Regions from separate parts of the Homo sapiens genome. Here region 1 is linked to region 2. Evidence: chromatin contacts called from ENCODE Hi-C or POLR2A ChIA-PET data. All regions are on one chromosome and are shown on one strand. The core of a region is the stretch at or near the end of the contact, and the rest is flanking DNA. Distances in the headings are between cores, read along the strand shown.

Region 1 (5,256 bases), core at 843-3,342, 170 kb after region 2:
AGACCAATGGTACTTAAATTTTCACATGCACACACATCACCTGGGATTGTTAAAATGCCAGAGTCTGGCCCGGCGCGGTGGCTCACTCCTATAATCCCAGCACTTTGGGAGGCCAAGGTGGGCGCCATCACCTGAGGTCAGGAGTTTTGAGACCAGCCTGACAAACATGGCGAAACCCCATCTCTACTAAAAATACAAAAATTAGCCAGGTGTGGTGGCAGGCGCCTGTAATCCCAGCTACTCCGGAGGATGAGGCAGGAGAATCGCTTGAACCTGGGAGGCGGAGGCTGCAGTGAGCCGAGATCACGCCACTGCACTCCAGCCTGGGCGACACAGTGAGACTCTGGCTCAAAACAAAAACAAAAAAACAAAAAACCCTGCCAGAGTCTGATTCAGGAAGTCTGGAGTGGGATCCTAGAGTGAGACTGTGCACTTCCGTTGACAGTACACCAACACTGCTGGTCCTTGACTATGACTTTATGGTCATAAGATACAGGATTCTAAAATAGAATACATGGCATATATACAACAGGTGATGTCCCATTATGGGACACAAATTTTAAAGACACTTAAAATTGTATAAGTATCTTTTCAGTAGCGCTAGTGTGTTCCCGTGACTGTAAAGATAACACAGATAATAGCAAAAGTTTGAAATATGATGCCTTTCAAATGGCTCTCCCTTCCTACTTTGATAGGCTCTAATTAGGTGCCTCACATAAATGCCCTTTGGAATTTCTGATACCTGCCCTAGCAGGTTGAAGGGAGATTCTGAAATGAAGCAAGGCTCCTAATCATAGTCACAGGCAGGGAGCCATCTCAATTTCTGGAACACAGAACTGGGAGTGGGGAGACAGCAGGCATACCAGCACCCTTACATGCCAGAGAAGTGAGATTAACATGACGCGAAAATTAGCCTCTTCTCTCCCGTTCCATCTTAAAAAAAAAAAAAATTCAAACCATTGACAAAGAATTGCTAAAATGGGACCTGTTGCTCCCACACACCAGAGCCACCCTGGACAAAAGCCAACGTCCCAGCTAAGAAAACAGTCTGTCTTCTTCCCACGGTAACGTAGGCTTTGTTTATATCATCCCTTGGCCACTCCATCCTGAAAATGTAAGACTGGCACAGTCAGTAGATGGGGGCGAGTTCGTCTAGGAGCCTCCCCAACTCAGCATCAACACCTCCCAGGGCGTTCCCTCCTGCCTTCGGCTCATCTCTCTCATCACATGCCAATCCTGGGATCTGAGAGAGAGTAGTCTTGACATCAGCCCCCGCGAGGCTGCAGCTCCCACCTTCCTTCGGCTGTAGCTTCCGAGTTCCTCGGTTACAACGTGCAACGGGTCAGGTGGCCAATGTCCTTGATCTCCGCACAGTAGAGCACTGGGGGAAAGAAGAAGGGTTAGTGGCAGCAGGAGCATGCCAACGAACCTCGGTATTCCTCGGCGCTCTCTCCCCTGCATCCTCCCCGGGCAGCCCCTCACCGTTGCTAGGCAGCGGACGCCGCCAGCGCCGCGCAGGCCCCAGGACCCTGTCCCAGAGCCGCCGGAGCGCGCGCCACCCAGCACTCCTAGGCCCCGCCCCCTTCTCGCTCTCCCCTTCTTCCTCCGCCTCTCCGTCAGCGTCGCTGCTTTCCTTGGCCGGGTTCCCAGCCTCATCTCGTTCGCACTTGGCCCGCGCTTTTTCCTCCAATCGCGACCACAAGTCCGAGTCAAGAGCCATCTCCGTGAGGCCGCCGCGAGGGAGCTGCGAGGGCGCGCGGCAGAAGGGGCACGTGACCACGCGGCGCAGGCGCACCACGCGCGCGGCCGCCCCGCCGCCGTCCCCGCGCGCCGCCAGCTCGCGGAGGCAGGCGGTGCAGATCGTGTGGCCGCAGCGGGCGCGCGCCGTTCCGGGCAGGCGGCGGGGCGCGCGGCACCCGAGGTTGAAAGGACGGTAGCAGATGTTGCAGTCCAGCTCGCCCCGCTCCGGAAGAGAGGGTACCCTCACCAAGAGCTGCATCGTGCCCGCCGCGGACTCGAGGACGTCGCTAACGCGGCCAGCTCCGTGAACAGAACGAGCACACTCTCCTGGGGCCGGGTCGGGTCCTGGGGCCGGCGCCGCGGCCTCTTTCCCCTTTAAATAGGGGAATAAGTGAGGCCCCACCCTTCGGAGCGTCACGCCTTGATCGGGCCGCTCCCTGTGGCGGCACGTGTGGGGGCGGTGGAGGCTTGAGGCCGGGAATGACAGCAATGATGGAGTCGGGGAGGCGGCCCAGGCCATGCCAGGACCGGAGCCCTGGGGGCCAAAGCACCCATTCCTCCCTACTCCCGGGGGAGCGGGGTGGGGCTTTCCTTCTTCCCCCAACGCAACGCCAGCGCTCCTTAATTCTACCATGTACAAAGCCCCGGGTCTCTCTCTGCGCCTGAGCCCTCAGTCACTGGCACAAGTCTCTAAAGCCCCCTCCGCCTATTCAGTTGCTCGCAGTTAGTTTCACAATCCCACCCAGTTTCCAAACACGGCCCGTTCTGCCCAACCTTTAGTGGTCCCTGGGCCTTTGAATCGATTTTGCCCTCAATTCTCATTATAGATGACCTCTCTGTGTTGTTTGTAAGGCTGGCTTCCTAAACTTCATTCTCCCCAAACTGCTTAACTCTCAGCTGGTATCTCAGCCTAAGGAGGGACCTAGATGCCAGGACCATGGCTTTAGGAATGCTGGGAATCCTTTCCTTCCGGAGGCCTGGACACCCACACATCGTGATGGCCCCAGCAAAGCTCCCCAGCATAAGTTCTGACTCAGGGGTCTGACTTCTCCCACTGGTAAACAGGACATGGTACTCACAACCCACATTCCCCTCATGGTGCCACACCCACACACAGCTGCCTCCTCACCCTCCTCTCCTGGACCTGCAGCCCAGGTTCTGTTATGGAGGGTGATAACACAGTCTAGAGCCAGCTGGCTTGAGTTCAGATCCTAGCTTCCACCTCTTACTAGTTGTGACACTTTGAGCAAGTTACTTAATTTCTCTGGGCCTTGGTTTCCTAGTTTTAAAAATGTGGATAATAATAATGAGGACTGAATGAACTTATATGTGTAAGGTGCTTCAAATGGTGTCCAGTACACAGTAAAACACCAGGTAAGTACTATATTAGCTACTATTGTTATCCTGTGCCCCCAGCCTATACTGAATTCACATTAACTTCTGAGTACCCAACATTTTCTTTTTTTTCTTTTTTTTTTTTTTTTGAGACGGAGTCTTGCTGGGTTGCCCAGGCTGGAGTGCAGTGGCACCATCTCGGCTCACTGCAAGCTCCGCCTCCCGGGTTCATGCCATTCTCCTGCCTCAGCCTCCCGAGTAGCTGGGACTACAGGCGCCCACCACCACGCCCAGCTAATTTTTTGTATTTTTAGTAGAGACGGGGTTTCAATGTGTTAGCCAGGATGGTCTCGATCTCCTGACCTGGTGATCCGCCCGCCTCGGCCTCTCAAAGTGCTGGGATTACAGGCGTGAGCCACCGCGCCCGGCCAGTACCCAACATTTTCAACACCCATCCATCTTGACCAATATGTGCATGATGAGCTTCTCCACACCCATGGCATTTACCAGCTATCACAGGCAATGCAAAGCTGGTTTTTAAACCTAAATTGTTAAAACCTAGAGGGTAATCTCTTTTGAGGAGGTATACCATCATTTTTAAGCAAACATTTCAGAACTTTTGAATGGTATTGTCTGTGATCATGGGAGAAGCTGTCTACTTATTACAGTGATGCTGTCACAATTCAAAACTTTTTGGTCTTAAAAAAGGACTGGTAGGGCCAGGCATGGTGGCTCTTGCCTGTAATCCCAGCATTTTGGGAGGCCGAGGTGGGTGGATCACTTGAGGTCAGGAGTTCAAGACCAGCCTGGCCAAATGGTGAAACCCCATCTCTACTAAAAATACAAAAATTAGCCGGGGGTGGTGGCTCACACCTGTAGTCCCAGCTATTTGGGAGGCTGAGGCACGAGAATTGCTTGAACCTGGGAGGTGGAGGTTGCAGTGAGCCGAGATCACGCCACTGCACTCCAGACTGAGCAACAGAATGAGACTCGGTCTCAAAAAAAAAAAAAAAAGGGGGAACTGGTAGGTATCTATTGTTAATAAATACATGATGGGCCGAGTGTGGTGGCTTACGCCTGTAATCCCAGCACTTTGGGAGGCAGAGACGGGCAGATTGCCTAAGCTTAGGAGTTCACGACCAGCCTGGGCAACACAGGGAAACCCTGTCTCTACTAAAATACAAAAAATTAGCTGGGCGTGGCGGCGTGCACCTGTAGTCCCAGCTACTCAGGAGGCTGAGGTGGGAGAATTGCTTGAACCCAGGAGACAGAGATTGCAGTGAGCTGAGATCGTGCCAGTGTACTGCAGCCTGGGCGACAGGGTGAGACTCTATCTCAAAAAAAAAAAAAAAAGCTTTTAATGTGGTGGTAGATTAATGGTGGCCCCAAATTCCTTTGCAATGTGACTTTGCTGCATCTCACATCAAGAATTGGGGTCTCTTTCTCTATCCCTTGAATCTGGGCTGGTCTTGTAACTAGTTTTGACCAATAGATGTGGCAGAAGTGATGTGTGAGTTCTGGAACCTAGTCCTTCAGAGGCCTTGTAGCTTCTGCTTTTGTCCCCTTGGAACACTCCCTGAGACCACCATGTGAGGATGAGGCCACACGGAGGAGCGCCAGCCAACAACCAGACATGCTGGTGAGGCCATTTTGCATTTTCCTGCTTGGCTCACCTGCCATTTGAGTGCAGCCACGTGAGTGAGCCTAGGTGAAAACAGCAAAGGAACTCCCAGCAAGCCCATAGAATCGTGAAAAAGAACAGTTTTTAAAAGTTATTTCTACTGAGTGTGGTGGCTCACACCTGTAATCCTAGCACTATGGGAGGCCAAGATGGAAGGATAACTTGAGCTCGGGAATTTGAGATCAGCCTGGGAATCGTGGTGAGACCCCATCATTACAAAAAAAAAGAAAAAAGCCAGGCTCAGTGGTGCACATCGTCCCAGCTACTCAGTAGGCTGAGGTGGGAGGATCACTTGAGCCTCAGGACTTCGAAGCTGCACTGAGCCGTGATCATGTCAGTGCACTCCAGCCTGGGTGACAGAGCGAGACCCCCGCCTCTTAAAAATAAATAAAAAGTGGCTGGGCGCGGTGGCTCACGCCTGTAATCCCAGCACTTTGGGAGGCTGAGGCAGGCAGATCACAAGATCAGGAGATCAAGACCCTCCTGGACAACAAGGTGAA
Region 2 (5,775 bases), core at 3,164-5,663:
TTAGCCAGGATGGTCTGAGTCTCCTGACCTCATGATCCACCCACCTGGGCCTCCCAAAGTGCTGGGATTACAGGCGTGAGCCACCGCGCCCGGCTTCTTTTTCTTTTTTCTTTTTTTCTGAGATGGAGTTTTGCTCTTGTTGCCCAGGCTGGAGTGCAGTGGTGTGATCTCGGCTCACCGCAACCTTCGCCTCCCAGGTCCAAGCGATTCTCCTGCCTTAGCCTCTCAGGAGCTGGGATTACAGGCATGCACCACCACGCCCGGCTAATTTTGTATTTTTAGTAGAGAAGAGGTTTCTCCATGTTGGTCAGGCTGGTCTCGAACTCCCGACCTCAGGTGATCCACCCACCTTGGCCTCCCAAATTGCTGGGATTACAGGCATGAGCCACTGCGCCCGGCCTCATTTTAGGAATTTCATATCAGGCTGCAGAGGAGGAATAGGGCCGGTATCTGGGGTGTTGGGTCAGTAGAAGATACAGCCTCATGATCCAGAGACCTGGACAGGTGACACCCTTACAGAGCCTGGTCTCTCTGGAAAGACAGCACAAAGAAACAACAGAAAAACATTGTTTTAAAACTTTCTGGGGCCAGGTGCGGTGGCTCACACCTGTAATCCCAGCACTTTGGGAGGCCAAGGTGGGTGGATCATTTGAAGTTAGGAGTTCATGACCAGTTTGGCCAACATGGTGAGACCCTGTCTCTACTAAAAATACAAAAAGTTAGCCAGGTGTGGTGGCGGGCACCTGTAATCCCAGCTATTTGGGAGGCTAAGGCAGGACAATTGCTTGAACCCTGGAGGCAGAAGTTGCAGTGAGCCGAGATCGCGCCACTGTACTCCAGCCTGGGTGGTGGAGAGAGACTCTGTCACAAACAAACAAAACAAACAAATGAACACACACACCCTTTGGGAATAAAGGTTGAAAGCTGTTGAGGTAGTGACCTGCCATCATGCAGCTGGTGCTGGTAGAGAGTTAGGCAGCCTGCAGATAGCTGGAGGCTGGTTTGGGCCTGGTGGACTACGCCCAGGCTAGGAAGGGCTGATACTGGTTTTCAACCTTGTGCCTCATATCCTGCTCCTTCTGTGACTGACCTTTTTCTCCCAGCTTTTTTTCCTAAACAAATTCTCTGTGCTTCTCTTTCCTCATTTTGACTCCTTTTCTCATTGCGCCTTGGTCTCTTCCTATCACCTTCCTTTTTGACTCTACCTTCCTTCTAAGTTATCAAAACTCAATCCATCTCCATAGCAAGCCTTATGCATATTGTTGGGGTATGTGCGCATGCGCGCATGTGTAGGTCTCAGGGAGATGGTGGCCCCTGGAGGAAGGTGGCAGGCCGACTCCACCCACCTGTTCTTCTTCCCCTCAGTGCCTTGCTGGTGCTCATTTCCTGCCCCGTATTGGGACTGGAAAGGAGAGTGTGCACACCTATCAGCAGATGGTCCAGGCCATTGATGAGCTGGTTCGAAAAACCTTCCAAGAGTGGACATCAAGTCTGGACAAGGATTGCATTCGGCGGTTGGATACCCCATTGCTGCGAATCAGCCAGGAGAAGGCGGGCATGCTGGATGTCAACTTTGACAAGTACAGGAGCCACCTGGCCCCTTTTCCCTATACTCCCCTTCTGCAGCTCTCCCAAGAATTTCACTCCCATCTTTTGACTCCTCTCTTCATTATTCTCTCTCTTTCTCATACAATATGTTTGCTATCGTCATTTTACTTTTTTTTTTCTTCTTTTATTTTTGTCTCTCCCCACCTCCCACCCTGCTATCAACATTTTAATTTTACAACTTATCTTAAAACACAACAAAACAAAACAATGATCGGCCAGGCACGGTGGCTCACACCTGTAATCCCAGCACTTTGGGAGGCTGAGGTGGGCGCATCGCTTGAGCCCAGGAGTTTGAGAACAGCCTGGGCAACATGGCAAAACCCAGTCTCTGCAAAAAATACAAAGATTAGCTGGGCGTGGTGGCACAAGCCTGTAGTCTCAGCTACTTGGGAGGGTGAGGTGGGAGGATCGCCTGAGCCCGGGAGGCAGAGGCTGCAGTGAGCTGAGATCACACCACTACACTCCAGCCTGGGCGACAGAGTGACCCTGCCTCAAAAACAAAAATCAAAAACCACTCCACTATCTGACTAAACCAGTGATGTCGCTGTTCTGCCACTAGATGGCCATAATGGCTCAGCTAAGTCACCCAAACCCTGTCCCTTTCCTGACTGTTGGTGGGGCTGTCAGACCATGCCTTCTTCTACAGCTTCATTGTTATGAAACTGTCATACTATAATTATTTAAAATGTAATTAATCAATTAACTAATTTATTAAAAATATATAGTGAGCACCTTCCATGTGTCAGGAACTGAAATAGGAACAGGCAGGGAATGTACACAACGGCCAAGTCCCTGCCCTCAGGGAGGTTAGGCTGCTGCTTTCTAAGTCAACAGCTCTACTCTTGGAGTGGGGCTTCCTGTCCACATAAGATGCTTTGAGGCTGTGGCTACTAGTGTTGGATTCCACTCATAAAATGTCCATGCTTGAGCCTGGCCAGCATGGCGAAACCCTGTCTCTACTAAAAATACAAAAATTAGCTGGGCATTGTGGCAGGTGCCTATAATCCTAGCTACTTGGGAGGCTGAGGCAGGAAAATCGCTTGAACCCGGGAGGCGGAGGTTGCAGTGAGCCGAGATCACGCCATTGCACTCCAGCCTGGGCGACAGAGTGAGTCTCCGTCTCAAAAAAAAAAAAAAAAAAAAAAAAATGCTTGTGGGGCCAAATGTAGGAGGGGCTTTGCCAGAGAAGTGCTGTGTGGAGACGGAGTCCCAGGGACAGATGAGACTGTGAGTGTTTGTCCTGGGCAGCAAAAGGTGGCCCAACCAGGGGAAGAGGGCACATTCTGGCTGAGAAAGGAAGCAAAAGAACCAGGATGGAGAAGCAGAGCGGAGTGTCAGGTGAGAGGGGTGAGGCAGAGGCATCAGTGAGGAGGACAGGGATGTTGGGAGCTGCAGGGATGAGGAAGCCGTTGAGGAGCAGAGTGTGCACATGGCTAGGTCGAGAGGTTTGAGAAAAGGCTTCGAGTAGTGAGAGTTGTTGGAGATTGGCTTTGCTGAGCTTCCTGGTTTTGTGAGTTATGGCCAAGCACAGCCACGTAAACATTGCCTCATAAATCAACGATAAGATTCTGAAGACTGAGAAACTAGGCCAGAGTTAGCCTAGTTACGCCATTTGCAAGCGCATAATGGGGTTGAACCTGCAAGACACATTCTCCCATCGAGCTGGGTACCCCCAAAGTTATTGTGTCAGGGGAGCCGCACAGATGCCCTTGGTGTTTATGGATATGAGGGCACACAGTTCACCAGCTGTCCTTTTTCTGTGAAATAAGGGATTGTATTCAAATAACAGGATTTCCTTAAACACTAATGATCAATCTTTACATTTCTTTTTTTTTTTTTCTTGAGACAGAGTCTCACTCTGTCGCCCAGGTTGGAGTGCAGTGGCGCAATCTTGGCTCACTGCAACCTCCGCCTCCTGAGTTCAAGCAATTCTCCTGCCTCAGCCTCCCGAGTATCTGGGATTACAGGCGCCCGCCACCACGCCCGGCTAATTTTTGTGTTTTTATTAGAGATGGTGTTTTGCCATGTTGGCCAAGCTGGTCTTAAAATCCTGACCTCAGGTGATCTGGCCACCTCGGCCTCCCAAAGTGCTGGGATTACAGGCATGAGCCACTGTGTCTGGCCAAGTATTTACATTTCAAATATGAGAGAAAACAAAAGTTGAGACAAGAGGTAAAGAAATGCTGTGTGTGTGTAGGAGGTAGGAGAGGATCAGGAAAACTAACTAATAGGTACTAGGCTTAATACCTGGGTGACAAAATCATCTGTACAACACTCTCATGACACAATTTTACCTATATAACAAACCTGCACATGTACCCCTGAACTTGAAATAAAAGTTAAATTTAAAAAAAATGCCATATGTGGCTGGCGCAGTGGCTCATGCCTAGAATCCCAACACTTTGGAAGGCCAAGGCGGGAGGATCGCTTGAGCCCAGGAGTCCAAGATCAGTGGGGGCATAAACAAAAATTAGCCGGGCATAGTGGTGCATGCCTGTAGTCCCAGCTACTCAGGAGGCTGAGGTGGAAGGATTGCTTGAGCCCAGGATATTGAGGCTGCAATGAGCTGTGATCGTGCCACTGCACTCTAGCCTGGGCGACAAAGCCAGACCCTGTCTCAAACAAAAAAAAAAAAAAAAAGAAAAGAAAAAAGAAATGCCATATGTGAGCACTGGTTGGTGGCTACCTCCTTCTACTCGCCAGGGGTCAGCCAGCGAGAGTAGATACAGCATCAACTTCAGTGCTAAACAGTCTCAAGTTCAAACCCTGGAGCATTTTGCCACGTGACCTCAGGCGGGCCATTGAATTTCTCTGAGCCTGAGTTTCCTCATCTACTTAAAAAACCCTTTCCTGGCATTATCGGGCAGCTGATGACTCACGCAAAGGTCCTCACAAAGAATGAACAACCAAGAAGCATTCTTGCCCCCTTCAAAACAATTGCCTCATAAAACTTGATGAAGATAGTATTTTCAAAACAAATGTAGCAGAGTGATGTAACAGTTTTAGTTTTTAAAACATTTTAACCTTTACAAAGGGCTAATATAGGCATACAGTGTAAAATTCAAAAGTCATTCTACAAAAGGATAGAGAATGAAAAGCCTGCTCCTCTGCTGTCCCCTAGGGGACCCAGTTTCACTCTGAAGACAGTCAGTGTTTCAGATTCTTGTATAATATTCCAGGAATAGACATATATGTCTACTTAAGTATCCTTTTTTGCATAAATAGTAGTGTACTATACATATTGTTCTATATATTCCAAGTGCTTTCAAAATGATTAATTTTTCCATTATAAAATTATTGATCATTTTAGAACATTTGCAAAATGCAGAAAAGTAGAATGAAGAAAAAAATACTCCTAAGAATAACCACTTTTAATGATTTGGTATATTTTTATCACTTCCTCCCCACCCTCCATTTCATTTGGTTGTTTTCCTTTAATCTTTTAAATCTTTACTGGGTATTTTAAAATGACAAAAACACTACATGCTCACTGTTAAGAAAAACAAAAGATTAATGCAGAAGTATGTAAAGAAATGGCTGGCATGGTGGCTCATGCCTGTAATCCTAGCACTTTGGGAGGCCAAGGTGGGCAGATCACCTGAGGTCAGGAGTTCAAGACCAGCCTGGCCAACATGGTGAAACCCCGTCTCTACTAAAAATACAAAAATTAGCCAGGCATGGTGGCGTGCGCCTGTAATCCCAGCTACTTGGGAGGCTGAGGCAGGAGAATCACTTGAACTCGGGAGGCGGAGGTTGCAGTGAGCCGAGAATGCGCCATTGCACTCCAGCCTGGGCAACAAGAGTGAAACTTTATCTCAAAATTAAAAAAAAAAAAAAAAAGAAGCTTGTAAGGGAAAAAGTGAAAATTCAGCACATATCCCCAATCCCTAGAGGTAACCATGATTATCATGTAATCAAAAATATATCCTGCATATATGAAATAGAATCACATCATGAATGGCATTTTTGCAACTTGCCTTTTTTTTTGAATGTGGAGACAGGGTCTTGCTATGTTGCCCAGACTGGTCTGGAACTTCTGGCCTCAAGTGATCCTCCCACCTTGGCCTCCCAAAGTGCTGGGAGCCACTGCACCCCGTCACACCTTGCTTTTTTTTTAAGGTTAACAATCTGTGTGGGGGATCTTTCATTCTGTATGTATAGAATTAC

The links. Hi-C counts contacts between places; a loop is a spot of excess contacts on that map. ChIA-PET counts read pairs that join two places held with the same protein, here RNA polymerase II (POLR2A). Pooled maps may share reads with other maps.
Region 1: a loop to region 2 is called in a map of PC-9, with 16 times the contacts of the local background. The contact joins the promoter of RNF227 here to the enhancer-like site in region 2. A Hi-C loop is called at or near these places in 12 of 168 maps with a recorded cell type or tissue (CD4-positive, alpha-beta T cell, CD4-positive, alpha-beta memory T cell, CD8-positive, alpha-beta T cell and 8 more), 6 of 37 single-sample maps with no recorded cell type and 16 of 50 pooled maps. POLR2A ChIA-PET finds 5 or more read pairs at or near these places in 1 of 52 experiments (AG04450).

Annotation. Positions count from the first base shown.
Region 1 is chr17:7,914,197-7,919,452 of GRCh38, forward strand. It overlaps RNF227 (ring finger protein 227), which reads right to left and starts at 2,093. Exons shown (of 2, transcript NM_001358699.2): 1 at 1,483-2,093; 2 at 1-1,381. The coding sequence starts at 1,999. The coding sequence ends at 1,326. RefSeq lists an enhancer at 811-1,744 and a silencer at 1,723-2,032.
Region 2 is chr17:7,741,563-7,747,337 of GRCh38, forward strand. DNAH2 (dynein axonemal heavy chain 2) reads left to right here. Exons shown (of 86, transcript NM_020877.5): 12 at 1,366-1,580. Among named protein-coding and RNA genes, the nearest start is that of DNAH2, 27 kb to the left of the region's middle. Within about 2 kb of position 4,414, at least 4 of the 41 ENCODE cell types and tissues checked have a DNase peak (open chromatin) inside an H3K27ac peak, as active enhancers do; they include HCT116, PC-9 and mammary epithelial cell, where a contact is called at or near this core.